Regions from separate parts of the Homo sapiens genome. Here regions 1, 2, 3 and 5 are each linked to region 4. Evidence: chromatin contacts called from ENCODE Hi-C or POLR2A ChIA-PET data. All regions are on one chromosome and are shown on one strand. The core of a region is the stretch at or near the end of the contact, and the rest is flanking DNA. Distances in the headings are between cores, read along the strand shown.

Region 1 (2,700 bases), core at 113-2,612, 3.2 Mb before region 4:
CTCCATGCTGCCCACTGGGGAAAACACACCAAGTGCTAGGCAACCCAGGCCCCACAGCGCCTTCCTCTCTGTACATCCTCCTGCCACCTGCCCAGGGACCAGGGAGAGGACTCATCCTAACCCTGCAGGGCCCAGGGACCTGCAGCAGGGGAAGGCTTTGCTTGGTGCCACTGTGGAGCTCTGGTCTAGAAACAGGCAGCTGGGGCTACCTTCAGCCTCTGCCTTGACGACAGCAGCTCTGAAGTCACCATCCCCACCCCCACGCTTCACTCTCATTTCAAGGGCTTCAGCCTCATCAACATCTGTACTGGCAGTTTCACTGTCTCCATGCCATACTCTTCCCCAGACCACCTCCTACAGGGAGCCCTCCAGTTCAGGCCAAAAACAATTCCACTGTCATTATCCCCATGCATCCATGCAAGATTGGCCCAGAACACCCCACCATGAACACCCACCACAGCAGGCACAAGGTGCTTGGAGATCCCAGGATCAGTCTCCATGGAACCTGGTTTCTCCTGAGGCAAGGAAGCTGGAACTAAGCGGTGTGAAAACTGATGGGTGGCTGCAGAGCCAAGTGCCATTTGGGAGACAGGAAGAAGGGCAAAGAGGGACCCAACCCAGGGTGGAGATGGGGGTGAGAGAGGGAACTGCCCCCAGTTGATGAAGTGCGTGGAGCGCAACTGGGAGAGACTTACTTCAAAGATCGTGGGCAGAACTGGCCTCTGGGCCTCCAGCCAACTCTGGGGCAATTATGAAGCTGGGCAGGCACTGCCCTCGTAGGGCGGGCACCCAAGGCCAGGCCTGGAGCTGAGTGTGGGGCAGAAAGGAGTCGCAGCATTTGGTGCAGCGACCCCAGTACGTGGGTATGCTAGCTGAGATGTGTGGCCTGCCCCGGGAGGCCGAGCAGTGCCTGGGGCAGCACCTTAGTGGGTCCTCTCTACGCCCCAGTCCCTGGCTTAGAGCTGGGGAGCCTGCACTCTTCCCAAGACTGGCTCGGCGGACAGCCACAAAGCGCAGCTGGACGCCGACCCCGGGGAGGCTGGAGGTACCCCTGACGGAGGAGGATGTGAGGAGCCCCGAAATGCTAGGGGGGTGCTGGATGGCAGGCACCTGCCCGGCAGGGCCGGGAACCGGAACGGGGGCCTGGCTTACCTAGCATTAGCAGCAGCAGCAGCGGCAGCGAAGGCGGCAGCAGCGTGGGCCTGAGGGCGCCCATCCTGCGCGGCCAGCTCTGGGGAGGCTCCGGGGGATGGCGCGGGTTCTGGGGGGCCGGAAGGGTGGGGGGCGCATGCCCAGGTTGAGGGCAGGAAGCGGGGCAGCGAGGCGTGGGTGCGCCGAGCGAGCTGAACTGGAGCTGCCGAATCCCCTCCCTCCGCCCCTCCCGCTGCTTTCCCTCCAGCCCTCGGCAGTTCTGAAACCATTCTCGCCCCGGCCCGCCCCGGCACCGCCCCTTCCACCGCCCCGTCTAGGCCCGCCCCGCCCCGGACCCAGCCTTGGCCCTGCCTGCCCCACCCCCGCCAGACTCCGGCCTTTGCTCCGCACCTGGCCCCGGCCCCGCCCCGCCCCTCGAAACTCACCTTTGAGTCGCATCGAGTCCCAGCCCCGCCCCGGCCCCGCCCCTCCCCGCCCCGCCCCGCCAAGACTCCAGCCCTGGATCCGCCCCGGGCCTCGGCCCAGCCCCAGTTCCGGCCCCTCCCCCGCCCCGCCCCACCAGGACTACAGTCGGACTCCAATCCTGGCTCCTCCCCGGGCCCCGGCCCCGCCCCAGTCCCAAGCCGCACCCCTTCCCCGTCCCCGCAGGGCTAACGTCAGCCTCCAATCCTGGCTCCGCCCTGGACCCCGGCCTCGCCCCGCCCCTGGCCCTGGCTCCGCCCGAGGCCCCCGCAGGAGTGAGCTAACTGCACCTCTGCGCATCGAAATTCCCACCCACCCTCGCACAGAGCGCATTCCACCCCGCACCTGCCAGCCTTTCCTGGAGAGTTGGGTGCAGGGTCCCTGGGATTGGCGAGGTGACTGTGACCACGCATTTAGAATTCAGTTATTTGCTCTGAGCCATAGTCCTCGCTGCAAACCCTGCTGAAGTAGGGGTTGGCGGAAGCCAGGAGTTCCTGAATGCGAAGGGTTTGAGCTGAAGGGCGCTTCCAGGATCCAGAAGGTCACTGGAGACCTGTTTTTCACCCCCTCAGAGGGCAAAACCAAAAGAAAAATGGATTAGGAGAGGGGGCCGTCCATGTGACGTCATTTCTGGGTTGGGTGATCCTAGCCCAGTTGTTTAACCTCCTTCAACTTCAGTTTTCTCCTCTGCAAATTGAATTGAGGTTGATCACATCACCCAAAGGGTTATTGTGATGATAGGTAATGTACATAAAGTGTTTGGCACAGGAAACTAACACAAAATGGGAGATAAGGATTATTTTGTTTTAGGTTTTGAATTATTATTTGAACTGCTTCCTAAGAGGCTTAGTTTAGACCTGGCATTTAGGTGAAGGAGTCTCTATGTTCAGTGACAGTGGGAAGAGATGAACATTGCTCTGTTCTAGGAAGAGTGGGGCTTGCCCTGGAGGTGGGAGAATGGAGGAGGCACCCTTCCCAGGTGCTCTGTCTCTTCCTGAACTGTAAAGATGGGAAGTGGGCAGGGGCAGGAAGGATGAGACCAGAATGGGGAGAAGAGATGGCCAGGTTTGCAAAGCCAAGGCTGTC
Region 2 (2,700 bases), core at 111-2,610, 4.9 Mb after region 4:
GTAGACACAGGTTTTCACAATATTGGCCAGGCTGGTCTTGAACTCCCGACCTCAGGTGGTCCACCCACCTTGGCCTCCCAAAGTGCTGGGATTACAGTCTTGAGCCACTGCACCTGGCCTGTGTTTTTATTTGTTTTTGAGACAGGGTCTCGCTCACCCAGGCATGAGTGCTGTGGCATGATCATGGCTCAATGCAGCCTCTGAGGCTCAAGAGATCCTCCCACCACAGCCTCTCAAGTGGCCTGGGACTACAGGCAGATACCATCATACACAGCTAATTAACACGGTTTGTAGAGATGAGGGCTTACTCTGGTGCCCACGCTGGTCTCAAATTCCTGGACTCAAGCAATCCTCTCACCTAGGCCTCCCAAGATGCTGGGATTATAGGCAGGAGCCACCTCGCCTGACTAAAGCTTAAATCTTTCAACAGATTGCCGATCAGAAAATCTTTGAATCCACCTATGATCTGTAAGCCTCTCCTTCAAGACATCCCACTTCCTTAGCCTGAACCAATGTATATCTTCCATATATTGACTTATTTTACCTGCAATTCCCAACTCCCTAAAATGTATAAAACAAAGAGTAATGCCACCGCTTCAGATGCTCTTTGTTAGGACCTCTTGGGACTATTCCCTGGGCCATGGTCACTCATATTGGTTCAGAATAAATCTCTTTAAAACCTTTTACAGAATTTGTTTTTTTTCCATTAACAAAATCATCTCATTTTGAGGCAACTGAAGCCTAAAATCGTTAGAGAAGCGCTTTGCCCAAGGATTCACACAATAGTGTTGCAAATGGAGATTTAGCACTAAGTCAGCTGTGTTGTTTTCACTATACTGGGTGCCTACATAGCAACTAGACCATGGAAAGTCTTCGCATATCTACGAGGATGCAATTTTTGATAGGAGTTGGTCATAGTCAAGAGTGGCTAGATGGCCACTTCTAAATCTTGTTGGTGCTGGATTTCCTAAACTCTGTGGGATTACTTCTTTTTTTGACCTCAAAACAGAAAAATTTCCTCTGTAACACGATTCACTAACACATGAGGTAATCACACTGCTTTGAGGTCTGTAAGGATCAAGTTGGAACCGTCATCCCCTTCCCTGGCAGTCCCTAAAATCCTTCGAGATGACGTCACCCAACGAGTTCAAGAGGGCGGTGCGTTCCTAACCACACCTTCTGCAACCCAAGTGCCGCCCCTCTGACTTTCTCCTTTTTCCTTTTTTCCGGAACGCCGGAACGTAAGACGTGGGTCACGCAACAAGAGCAACTAGTCCCGGAAGCAAAAAGCAAAGAGGCGGAGAAGAAGACGGGAAGCAGAGCCCGCGTCCGGGTCGGCCGGCAGGGGGCGGGGCCGGGCATGGTAACGGCTCGGAAGCCTAGGAGGCTGGGCCGGAGGGAGGCGGAGGAACCGGTGTTCGCCGCCGCCGCTGCTTCAGCTTATTCCTTGTGGCCTCTGCGGGTCCTGCCTCAGCCATGATGATCCACGGCTTCCAGAGCAGCCACCGGGATTTCTGCTTCGGGCCCTGGAAGCTGACGGCGTCCAAGACCCACATCATGAAGTCGGCGGATGTGGAGAAGTGAGGCTTCGGGGCACGGGGTCTGGGCGCTGGCCGGTTGCTGGCCCAGGGCGGGAGGCAGGGCGAACTCTGTGCAGCCCCTCCCCTTTTCCCTGAGGCGGAGGTTCGGTCCCTCCGGACCGGACCTTTGATTGACAACTTCGATAAATAATCCAGTCACACTTCCGGGCCCTTTGGTTGGGGATCGCCAGGCGCTGCTTTCGTCAACTGTCAATCCGCCTGGGTTTGAGTAGAGTGTGACTGTTCTGGTGGACTTTCCCCTCACCAAACGTCTCCTCCTGCCTCAGCCTGCACCACCTTTCTTTCTGGGTGGCTGTTGCCTGTTTTCTTAGGGGTTAATGACGGGGATGATTTATAAGTTTGGTTTCTGTCACGTCAGGTGCTGTGCCCGGCGCTTGAGATAGGAAATGTAAAAGACAACGTGCGCCTCAATTCACAGTCTCGTGAGAGAGACAGACAATTATATTACAGCGTGAATAAATGTAATGAAGATGTATACACGGAGTGATGTGAGGTCTTTTAGGGGCTCGAACCATCTGGGAAATTGGGATGCCTGAACTGAATCTTTATAAAACCGTTGCGGGGGGCGGTGGATAGGTACATGCCATCAGGTCAGGCAGAGTGAGTTGTGATGCGTTTTTGATGCCTGGGCTGAATCTTGACAAAATTTAGGGGAATCAGGGGACGCATGTAAAGCTGGGGGCTCAGGGAGAGTGAAAGCTGTGATGTGTTTAAAGAGCTGTGTCCGTGTGATTGGAGCGTGAGGTACCATAGGGGGTGTTGTGAGAGATGAGAGGTAGGCCCCAGGGGAATCAAGATACTGAGGGAATTTTTATGCCTGGCTAAGGAGTTTTCAATTTTATCTGACAACCACTGGGTGTAATTTTATCCAAAGGAGCTGCATTATCAGATGTACGCTCTGAAAGATTTCTCTGGAGGCCATGTTGAGGCTGGATTGCAGGTCCGCAGGGATGGGAAGGAGACCAGTTAGTAAGAGAAAAGATAGGTTTTAGAAGATTAAGTCCCTGGGATGGCCAGCTGATGGGAGGAGAAATAAAAAAGGAAGAGTCTATGCTGATGACAAGATCTCTGGCTTGGATTTTTGCATGTATCGTATGCC
Region 3 (2,700 bases), core at 55-2,554, 3.4 Mb before region 4:
TGAGGGAGGGAGTTGCGGTTGGACAAAACCTATTTGTTGGTTCTGGAATGGTAGGGCCCTACTGGGCCCGCCCTGCCTTGGCCTCCTCTGCAGTTGTAGGTCTGCCCCTTGTAGTGGGGAGGAGAAACTGGGAGGGGGCTAGAGATAGAGAGCCATTGCTGTCTGGTGCTTTGAAGTCAATGAGAACACTGGGGGAGCCCCGTCCCAGCCGCAGGTCTTCTACATCGAATCCCACACTCCATCCCCACTCTCACCCCGTTTCTCTCTGCCCCACAGATACCAACTGCTCACAGATCTCCCAGGACACCGGCTTCAGGTAGCCCCAGGAGGCACAGGGCGCGGGGGGAGGCGGCAGTCCACCTCCGGTCCTGCAGGTCCGGCCTCCCAGCCGCCGCCCCCCACCCCCACGACCACACCCTGGGCCGTTACAACAGATGAGTCACCCACCGCCCTCCCGCCGCTGGGGTGACGCAGTGGTCTGGGCAGCCCGCCCGTCCGCCCGCGGCCACCACCGGCTTTCCCAGCAGCAGGGGGCACCCGGTGGGGGCAGCGGCGCTCGGGCAGGGTAAAAGCAGCCACCACCACCCCCACAACCTCACACAGGGCACCCCGGGGCGCAGTCAGGGCTGCAGCACCCAGACCCCCGAGGTCAGGGGACCGTCATAGAGATGACTGGAGCTTCACAGAAGGTCACCGTGCGACCCATGCAGAGCCCCCTAGCCCCAGCCCGTGACCTCAAGTCCCCAGAATAGCAAGCTAGCAGGAACAGGAATGAAAAGGGCGGCCTCGGGGACTCAGAGGGCACGCAGTGCTCACACGTGCTCCTGGAACCAGGAAGTGAAGGGTCGCGCGGGAAAGCCCAGGAGCACGAGCTGGCCCAGGGCCGGCGCCACGACCCGGGGTCACTCGGGGCCAGCCAGCTAAAGTCCGACGCCCTTTTTTCCCCTCGCCCCAGTGAGGACTCAGCGATGGAGCCCGCGGGTGGGGCTCAGTCCCTGAGTCCCTGCTCCAGACGGACGCCCTGTCTATGCATGGGCTAACCTCGCCTGACCTCATCGTCCAACAATGTCGGGTCAGGGCTTGGGGACAGGACCTGACAGCACGGGGCGGGGTAAAGTAGTCACCGGACCCTTGCCTGGTACCAGCCCTTGATCCCCGAGCTCGCTGGAGCAAGTTCAAAGCGCTGGCTTCTTGCTTTCTACACAGCACGCACATGTCCCCGACCCCCGTACCCCCGACCTGCTCACCGTTCAAGCGGGCTGGAGAGCGGCGCACTGACTCAAGGCAAGGGCTGCAGCTGCAAGTGGTGCGCCCTGCCCAGCCGGGGATTTTCAGGAGGGTCCCGCCTCAGACGGGGCGGACCCGGGGCGGGGCAAGGGCCAAGAAGGTTTAAAGGCGCCGCAGCGCAGAAGGAGGGAGGACTGCTTGAGACAGAGGGACAGTAGACCAGAGCAAGGGTTAAAGGTTCGGGGAGTCTGAATCTACAAAGGCGGCTGCAGTGGTCTCCACCCGTGAGTACCTCAGCCTCCACCGAGAGCCCGTAGACTTGTGCCCCAGTAGGAAACTTTCTGCCTAGAAAGTTAGCTAAACACTGTGGGCGTGTTTATGTAGGAAGAAGCCTCCTAGTTTAGAGGCTGGCAAGGTAAAAGGAGGCACAGGAAGGCCTTCCCCCGACCCCAACTGACTAGTGTGTGACAGGACTGGGACTTGCAGGCCGGGACAGCACCCCCACGTGATCTTGCTCACCTCTTACTTCAAGCCTGGGCAGGGACTAACAGTGAGGTCACTCTGCCCAGGGCCCTAGGGGTGTTTTCGGTGTTGGGACCCAGGGCTCAGACCTGTCTTCTCCCTGCCTTTCATCTCCTTTTCTATGACCTGGTATCTCTTCCTAAATCCTGGAGGGATCAGAGGGGGAGACCTCAGCGCGAGGAGGCTGGCTGGGGTTCTTTTGTCTCTGAGGGTGGAGGACAGCACAGTTCAGGGGTGGAGAAAGAGCCCCCCATCCTTTCAGGCTTCAGTTGAATAGAGTCCCCCGGGGTGGAGTTCTGCACACATGATAGAGTCCTCCCTTGAACCTGAGATTCCAGGATGTCAATATCCAGTCCTGTCCAACCTTTCTATTATTCTCTGTTCCCTCCCCGAGTCCTACACAGCCCTATATTCCAGTCCCACTGATTGTCAAGCATTCTCACTCTTCTGTGCCTTTACAAAGGCTATTCCTCTGCCTAGGACAGTTTCCCTTCCTTGACTGGCTCCCCACCTGCTCTACCCTTTACCTGCTGTGTGACTGTTGTGCATTCTATGCTTGAGTTCCCTGGTCTATAGAACAGAGCTAATAGTACTACCTAATTCATAGAATTGTAGAGAACTAAACAGTCCACCTATAGGGCTTAGAGCAGTGCCTGGCACATAGTGAATACTATTATTACCACCATCTATCTGTGAGGGTCCTGAGGACTCCCCCCCAATATGTGGCATTTGTCCCAGCACACGATATTAGCGTTCACTAAAGGTGGCCTTGAATGCAACATCTTCCTTTGTGCTACAATAACCAACACATAGCTTTATCACGGAACTTATCATACGGTAACTATTTCTTTGTCCGCCTCACTGACTAGAAAGAACTCCTCAAGGGCAAAGGCGTGCTTCCAGAGCTTTGTATTTTCTCAGTATCTACTTCAGTGGCTGGCCTTTAGTAGC
Region 4 (2,700 bases), core at 37-2,536:
ATCTATTTTCTTAATGTCCTTTTGGGTCTTACTAGATTCCGACTTTGAGACTTACATCAGTAAATAGACATTGAAAGGAAAGACAAAAGCCCTGAACTAATGATATGAAATGTATTTTTATTTAGAATTGGTATAGACTTCACTATCAATAGGTTTAGTTCTTCAGGACAGGACAAAGCAGCGGAATTTGTGTCTACATTCAATACAACCTTTCTAGCACTTTTTTCACATAATTCAGTTCAGGTTCCCCATCCAACACACGACTGTCACCAGATGATGCTCTACTCTGTGACCAGATACAAGTCCTATTACGTCTTCTCCTGTCCCAAACCTCAATAAAACTTAATGGCTTTCTCCCCTGACAACCAGGCCTGCCATGGCTTCCTAACTTGTGTTAAATGCAGTGTTTCCACTCTTGCCAAAACAAACAAACAAAATACCATGTAAAAAAATACAGATTTCAGGGCCCCTTATCTGAAGAATGCAACTCACTCAGGAATGTGCAAATTTGGGGAACAGTTCAGAGGTGAAAAGCACTGATCGAAGAGGGAGAAGCTAAAATCAGGAGACCTGGTTTCTACTTTACAGTCCCACTTACTGTATAACTTCTAACAAATCACTTCTCTCTGAGTCCAGTTTTCATATCGGTGAAAGCGAGAGGATTTGACCAGATGAACTGTTATGTTCCTTCCACCTCTTGAAGTCGTGCTTATGAGCACAGAGTCAGAGGATGTGTGTTCATATCCCAGCTATGCTACTTGTGAACTACTGTGCGCAGAGAACTGCATTCTCTGATTCAGAGCCCTCACCTGAGGGGATGATAGTATCTCTCCACTATCCCTTTTCTCCCCTTTAATGAAGTCTAAATGAGATGATGCTTATAAGCATCTAACAAAACCCGGCACATAATCAATGTTCAACAAGTTATTATTACTCTGGAATTCTATAAATTACCTCTGTACTTCCTCCCTTGTCACCCTGAACTTAGTGAAGTTTCCTTCACTTGGTTTTGCTCTTCAACTCGGACCCCGAAAACGCTCTAAACGCTGGCGGAAGTCACGCAGAGATGGGCTAGACGCTCAACCCCGGTCTCTTCCCCGAAACCGCGGTGCTCCCACTTCCTGCAGTCCGAGGTTCCGACTCGACGCCAGCTCCGCGAGCAATGGTTCCGCCCTGCGCCCTGCCCCTTCCATGACAACTCCAGTCCCACCTGCCTGGCGTCTCTTGAGCCCAACCGGCATCCGTCGCGGTTGGACGTGGGCTTGGCGGAATGGGGCGGGACTTCCAGTAGGAGGCGGCAAGTTTGAAAAGTGATGACGGTTGACGTTTGCTGATTTTTGACTTTGCTTGTAGCTGCTCCCCGAACTCGCCGTCTTCCTGTCGGCGGCCGGCACTGTAGGTGAGCGCGAGAGGACGGAGGAAGGAAGCCTGCAGACAGACGCCTTCTCCATCCCAAGGCGCGGGCAGGTGCCGGGACGCTGGGCCTGGCGGTGTTTTCGTCGTGCTCAGCGGTGGGAGGAGGCGGAAGAAACCAGAGCCTGGGAGGTGAGGGGCGGGCCCGTCGTTACTTTTTATTTGATGTTAGTCCCAGAAACAACCAGAGCTCAGTTCCTACTAAACTAACGGGTGTTTTCTGGTGCAGCATAGACCGAAGAAGACGAGCTTGAGCTGAAATTGTTCAAGTTAGGCATACATTTATGTGTGATTTTTGGAAAGGCGGTGGTAATGTGGTTTATTTGGCTGCAGATGCTTGTCAGCTTTTTACACATCTCCGTTGCCAAACGTTTCTTAACCAAATCCAAAACCATGAATGAAAAGGTAAAAATATCACACCTAATCCAAAATTCAAAGGAAAAGAGCAGCGCATATATAGCACTACGCATGCATAACGCCATCATTGTTCCTTTTAAAAGTTCAAGGAACGTTTTACTTAATTCATTGAAGTTGGGAGCCATTTCTGTTTATTTTTGTTTAATCTCTGCCTCGTGGAACTGTGATGTCCACAAATAGTTTATTTTAACAAAACGAAGTGTGTAAAATTTAACAGAGTACTTTTAGTACCTACTCACTCTGCTCAGCATCGTGGTGCTGCAAATAAATGAGAAACCAGATGAGTAATTATAGGTTAATCTTTGCTACTCGTTAGACAGAGTATTACTGCATATATATTAAGTCATTTATATACTTTATCCCACCTAGGAGCTCAAACTATGTAGTTGGAAAGTGTCTTCATCTCTCGTTAATGAATAAATTGTAACTGAAATTGTACTTCGAAAGAATGATAGAATTTGGATATTGGAGGAGGTTCCAAAAGGAAATACTGGAAGTTTGGGAAAGTTAGGAGACTAACTTGGAGCAGAAATTTCATTCAATTATTAAAGGGTTTAGAAGCCTAGCAGAAAAATTTGAATTTGATGTGGTGGGTAAGGTGAGTAATTGAAGTATTTTCATACAAATATTATATGATGCGTTAAGTGTTTTTATAAGGATTAATCTGATAGCAGAGTGCCAAACATTAGAGAAGAGAGGAACAAGTGATAATAATTATGAAGATACTTTACACCTACGCTTTCTATTGCAATACTCTCTAATTCAGATGCAGCTTTTTTGGAAAAGTGACTTTTTCTGAAGTCTTTCTTTGGTCCAGTCCTTTTATGAACAGTTTTTAAGGCTGTGACTTAGATGAAAATGTAGAATGCA
Region 5 (2,700 bases), core at 201-2,700, 3.5 Mb after region 4:
CCTCCCAATATTTGAACGATCTTTTCCACCCACAGATTAGATCTTCTACGGTCTTGGGTTGTCACCGTGATTGCACTTCCAAGATGTGTACGTTATGTCATGCTACATTTTACGTGTTAAGAGCACAGTGCACAGTGACCTCTCCCATGACTGAGAGAAGTAAAATTCACATGTAAGTAGTAGTGGCCACAAAAACTTGGAAAGACAGGTCTTTTCCAACAGATATTCAGGTCTCAGAGACAATCTGAAGAGTTTGACGGACTCTTTCCTTGACCAAAGTTTAATCAGGCTTAAGTCCTCTTCTTCAGCAGGCCTCCACCCTGGTCCCCTGACCACTCACCCCGAACCTTTGGCCTGCCCAGCTCTATTTTAGCAAGAACCCTGCTAAGTTAGGTTAGAGAGAAATCACCACCCTTGATATCTGATCACCCTGGATATCTGATCAAATTTCTCATTCCCCCACCCTTGATATCTGATCGCCCTAGCCTGCCTTCAGCAAGAATCCTGTTAAGTGGGTTCAGCAAGAATCCCTCTAGGTGCTTGATGTCTCGTATCAGTAACTTTCCATCTACTGACCCCTTCGTTCTGCTCCTTGGCTATACATCCCCAGCTGTCCTTACTGTATTCCGTGTTAGACCTCATCTCTCCCCCCAGTGTGATCATCTTTACACCTATAGCAATAACCCTGTATAAAGTCTTCCTTACTGTTTTAACAAGTGTCAGAATAATTTTTTCTTCAACAAGTTCTCAACAAAAACCCATACCCAGAATCTTTTTCTGGAATGAAAAGGGCTTCAGGGCTTCTCAGGTCACTTTTGTTGTATTGCCCACAGAGCTGAGAGTAAACAACTCCTTTGGACGTTTTGGAGAAGAAAGGTCCTTCTATACACCCACTTCATCCAAGGAATTACATGCTTGGGATATTAAGCAACAGCTACAAAAATCAGGAAGTTCCTTCTCCATGTATATGACGAAGTTCTGGACAGGAGCCCGCTGCCAGAATACGAATACTCTTCCCCAAAGACCCCTCCTCATGCCCCTACACGCTCTTGCCGGTCTAGCCTTTCATTGCCTGAAGCACGGCGAGAACGCCTGGAGAGCTCGTCCAAGCAAGTGCAACCCGCTGGTGACTGCAAATGAGCACATGGAACTGTGCGCCCACGCTACGCTCGGTTAAAATCAATCTGGGCTCTTCCTGCCTCGTCCACGCCGAGGTCACACGCAGCACTGGAAGCGGCCTGCATCGGGCGGGGCGGGGAAGGCCGAGGGCACGGCTACCCAGGCCCGCCAGGGACTGCCCGGACCGGCCGGAAGCCGCGCCTAGAGGAGGGCCCCGGAGCTCGCGCGGGCGCCGTCCCCCGGCGCCGCCGAGGCCTGCTGACATCAGCCGCGCTCCTCCCCTCGCCTCCCAACACCCTCAGCTCCGGGCCGGACCCTCCCTCCTCCCACCACGTGTCCTCCCCGCTCCCTCCCGAGGGGCCGCGCGCACGGGAGGACGGAGAGGCGGAAAGGATGGCGCTGTGACAGCCGGGCCGGAGCCCTCGCGTCCCCACCCCGCGCCCTGGCCGCTGGGCCCGGCGGTGAGTGCGCGCGGGCGGGGGCGGCGGCGGCGCGGCCCCTCCCCCGGGTCCCGGGCGGCTGGGCCGCGGCAGAGGCGGGGGCGCCGAGGCTGCGCCGCCGCCGCCGCCGCCTTTGTTGCGGGCCCGCCGGGGAGGCGGGCGGCGCCGGCTCTCGCCGCCCGGCAGGTGCGCTGGGGCCGGGAGGGGGCCAGGTGGGGAGGCGGGCCGGGCGGAGGGGGCAGCGGAAGCGCTCCCGGCGCGGTTCCGCGGAGAAAGGGAAATGGGGCAAGATGGCTGGAGAAATCCGAACGCGCCCGGGGGCGCGGCGGCGGTGGCGCAGGCGGGGCAGGGCGGGCGGCGGCCCTGGTTGCGGCACCTTAGCGCGGGGAGGCGGCCCCTCCCACCTCTGCCCCGGAGCCGGCAGGGAGACCGCCGCCAAGTTCGGGCCCCAGCTGCAGGCATCTGAAGCCTAGACCCATCCATGCCGCGTTCGCCTATCTTTTTTGGAAATATCGAAGGAACCGACTTTGAACTCCAGAGGGATCTTTTCTTTGGAGGTTCCCCGATGCAGCCCTCAAGATGCATCCGCACTCCACACCTAGGAATTGCCCGCGCCCATAGAGGGCAGGAGTGCGGCCCTTTGTACTGGCCAAGAGTCAGCGAATAGAGAATTTGCAGCCCAGAGGCAATGGGTTATTTCCCTGTCGGGGTGGGCCCCAGCCGATTTCTGCACCTTTTTGGGTATCCAGGCATAACCCTCACTATGTTTCACTGACTCCTGCGTTTGCAAAGTCCCTTAAGGTAGAATGACCCTATTTTCTGAACCAGCTCGTGGACAGAACCTTTGAATTTGGAAAATCCAGGCAATGGGCCTACTGAGCCAACCGCTCCGCCCATGCTTAACTGGCTTCTAGCACCCATTCCAGTTGAGTAAGTGTCCAATCTGTGTTCAGACACCTTCACTGATAGGAAATCAGCACCTTTCCCCTGCCTCTGATTCCTGTTTGGGTGGCACTGGCTGTGAGAAAGTACTGCCTTTCTCACTGCTTAAAACCTTTTCCAGGAGTATTTATCCACTGGCCGGCCTCTGTTCTGCCGTCCAGTCTCTACAAACCAGTCTGGGTTCTCTTCCCCAGATAGC

What was found. Hi-C counts contacts between places; a loop is a spot of excess contacts on that map. ChIA-PET counts read pairs that join two places held with the same protein, here RNA polymerase II (POLR2A). Pooled maps may share reads with other maps.
Region 1: a map of naive thymus-derived CD4-positive, alpha-beta T cell shows a loop between it and region 4 (28-fold over the local background). The contact joins the promoter of IGSF8 here to the promoter of NUF2 in region 4. A Hi-C loop is called at or near these places in 1 of 168 maps with a recorded cell type or tissue (naive thymus-derived CD4-positive, alpha-beta T cell) and 8 of 50 pooled maps.
Region 2: a map of naive thymus-derived CD4-positive, alpha-beta T cell shows a loop between it and region 4 (27-fold over the local background). The contact joins the promoter of TIPRL here to the promoter of NUF2 in region 4. A Hi-C loop is called at or near these places in 1 of 168 maps with a recorded cell type or tissue (naive thymus-derived CD4-positive, alpha-beta T cell) and 7 of 50 pooled maps. POLR2A ChIA-PET finds 5 or more read pairs at or near these places in 1 of 52 experiments (activated naive CD8-positive, alpha-beta T cell).
Region 3: a loop to region 4 is called in a map of naive thymus-derived CD4-positive, alpha-beta T cell, with 15 times the contacts of the local background. The contact joins the promoter of TAGLN2 here to the promoter of NUF2 in region 4. A Hi-C loop is called at or near these places in 1 of 168 maps with a recorded cell type or tissue (naive thymus-derived CD4-positive, alpha-beta T cell), 1 of 37 single-sample maps with no recorded cell type and 7 of 50 pooled maps.
Region 5: a pooled map shows a loop between it and region 4 (14-fold over the local background). The contact joins the promoter of POGK here to the promoter of NUF2 in region 4. A Hi-C loop is called at or near these places in 2 of 37 single-sample maps with no recorded cell type and 11 of 50 pooled maps.

What each region holds. Positions count from the first base shown.
Region 1 is chr1:160,097,257-160,099,956 of GRCh38, forward strand. It overlaps IGSF8 (immunoglobulin superfamily member 8), which reads right to left and starts at 1,363. Exons shown (of 7, transcript NM_052868.6): 1 at 1,153-1,363. The coding sequence starts at 1,216. RefSeq lists enhancers at 1-24, 25-551 and a silencer at 1,118-1,947.
Region 2 is chr1:168,177,602-168,180,301 of GRCh38, forward strand. It overlaps TIPRL (TOR signaling pathway regulator), which reads left to right and starts at 1,361. Exons shown (of 7, transcript NM_152902.5): 1 at 1,361-1,580. The coding sequence starts at 1,477. RefSeq lists enhancers at 984-1,485, 1,473-1,592.
Region 3 is chr1:159,924,203-159,926,902 of GRCh38, forward strand. It overlaps TAGLN2 (transgelin 2), which reads right to left and starts at 1,305. Exons shown (of 5, transcript NM_003564.3): 1 at 1,248-1,305. It overlaps LOC124904437 (a long non-coding RNA gene), which reads left to right. Exons shown (of 2, transcript XR_007066683.1): 2 at 277-2,700. RefSeq lists enhancers at 1-934, 407-983 and a silencer at 266-675.
Region 4 is chr1:163,320,668-163,323,367 of GRCh38, forward strand. It overlaps NUF2 (NUF2 component of NDC80 kinetochore complex), which reads left to right and starts at 1,287. Exons shown (of 14, transcript NM_145697.3): 1 at 1,287-1,545. It overlaps LOC127814295 (a long non-coding RNA gene), which reads right to left and starts at 1,068. Exons shown (of 5, transcript NR_182654.1): 1 at 955-1,068. It also overlaps a transcript of RGS5 not described here. RefSeq lists enhancers at 1,027-1,236, 1,277-1,506.
Region 5 is chr1:166,838,025-166,840,724 of GRCh38, forward strand. It overlaps POGK (pogo transposable element derived with KRAB domain), which reads left to right and starts at 1,451. Exons shown (of 6, transcript NM_017542.5): 1 at 1,451-1,580. RefSeq lists silencers at 1,207-1,636, 1,737-1,976.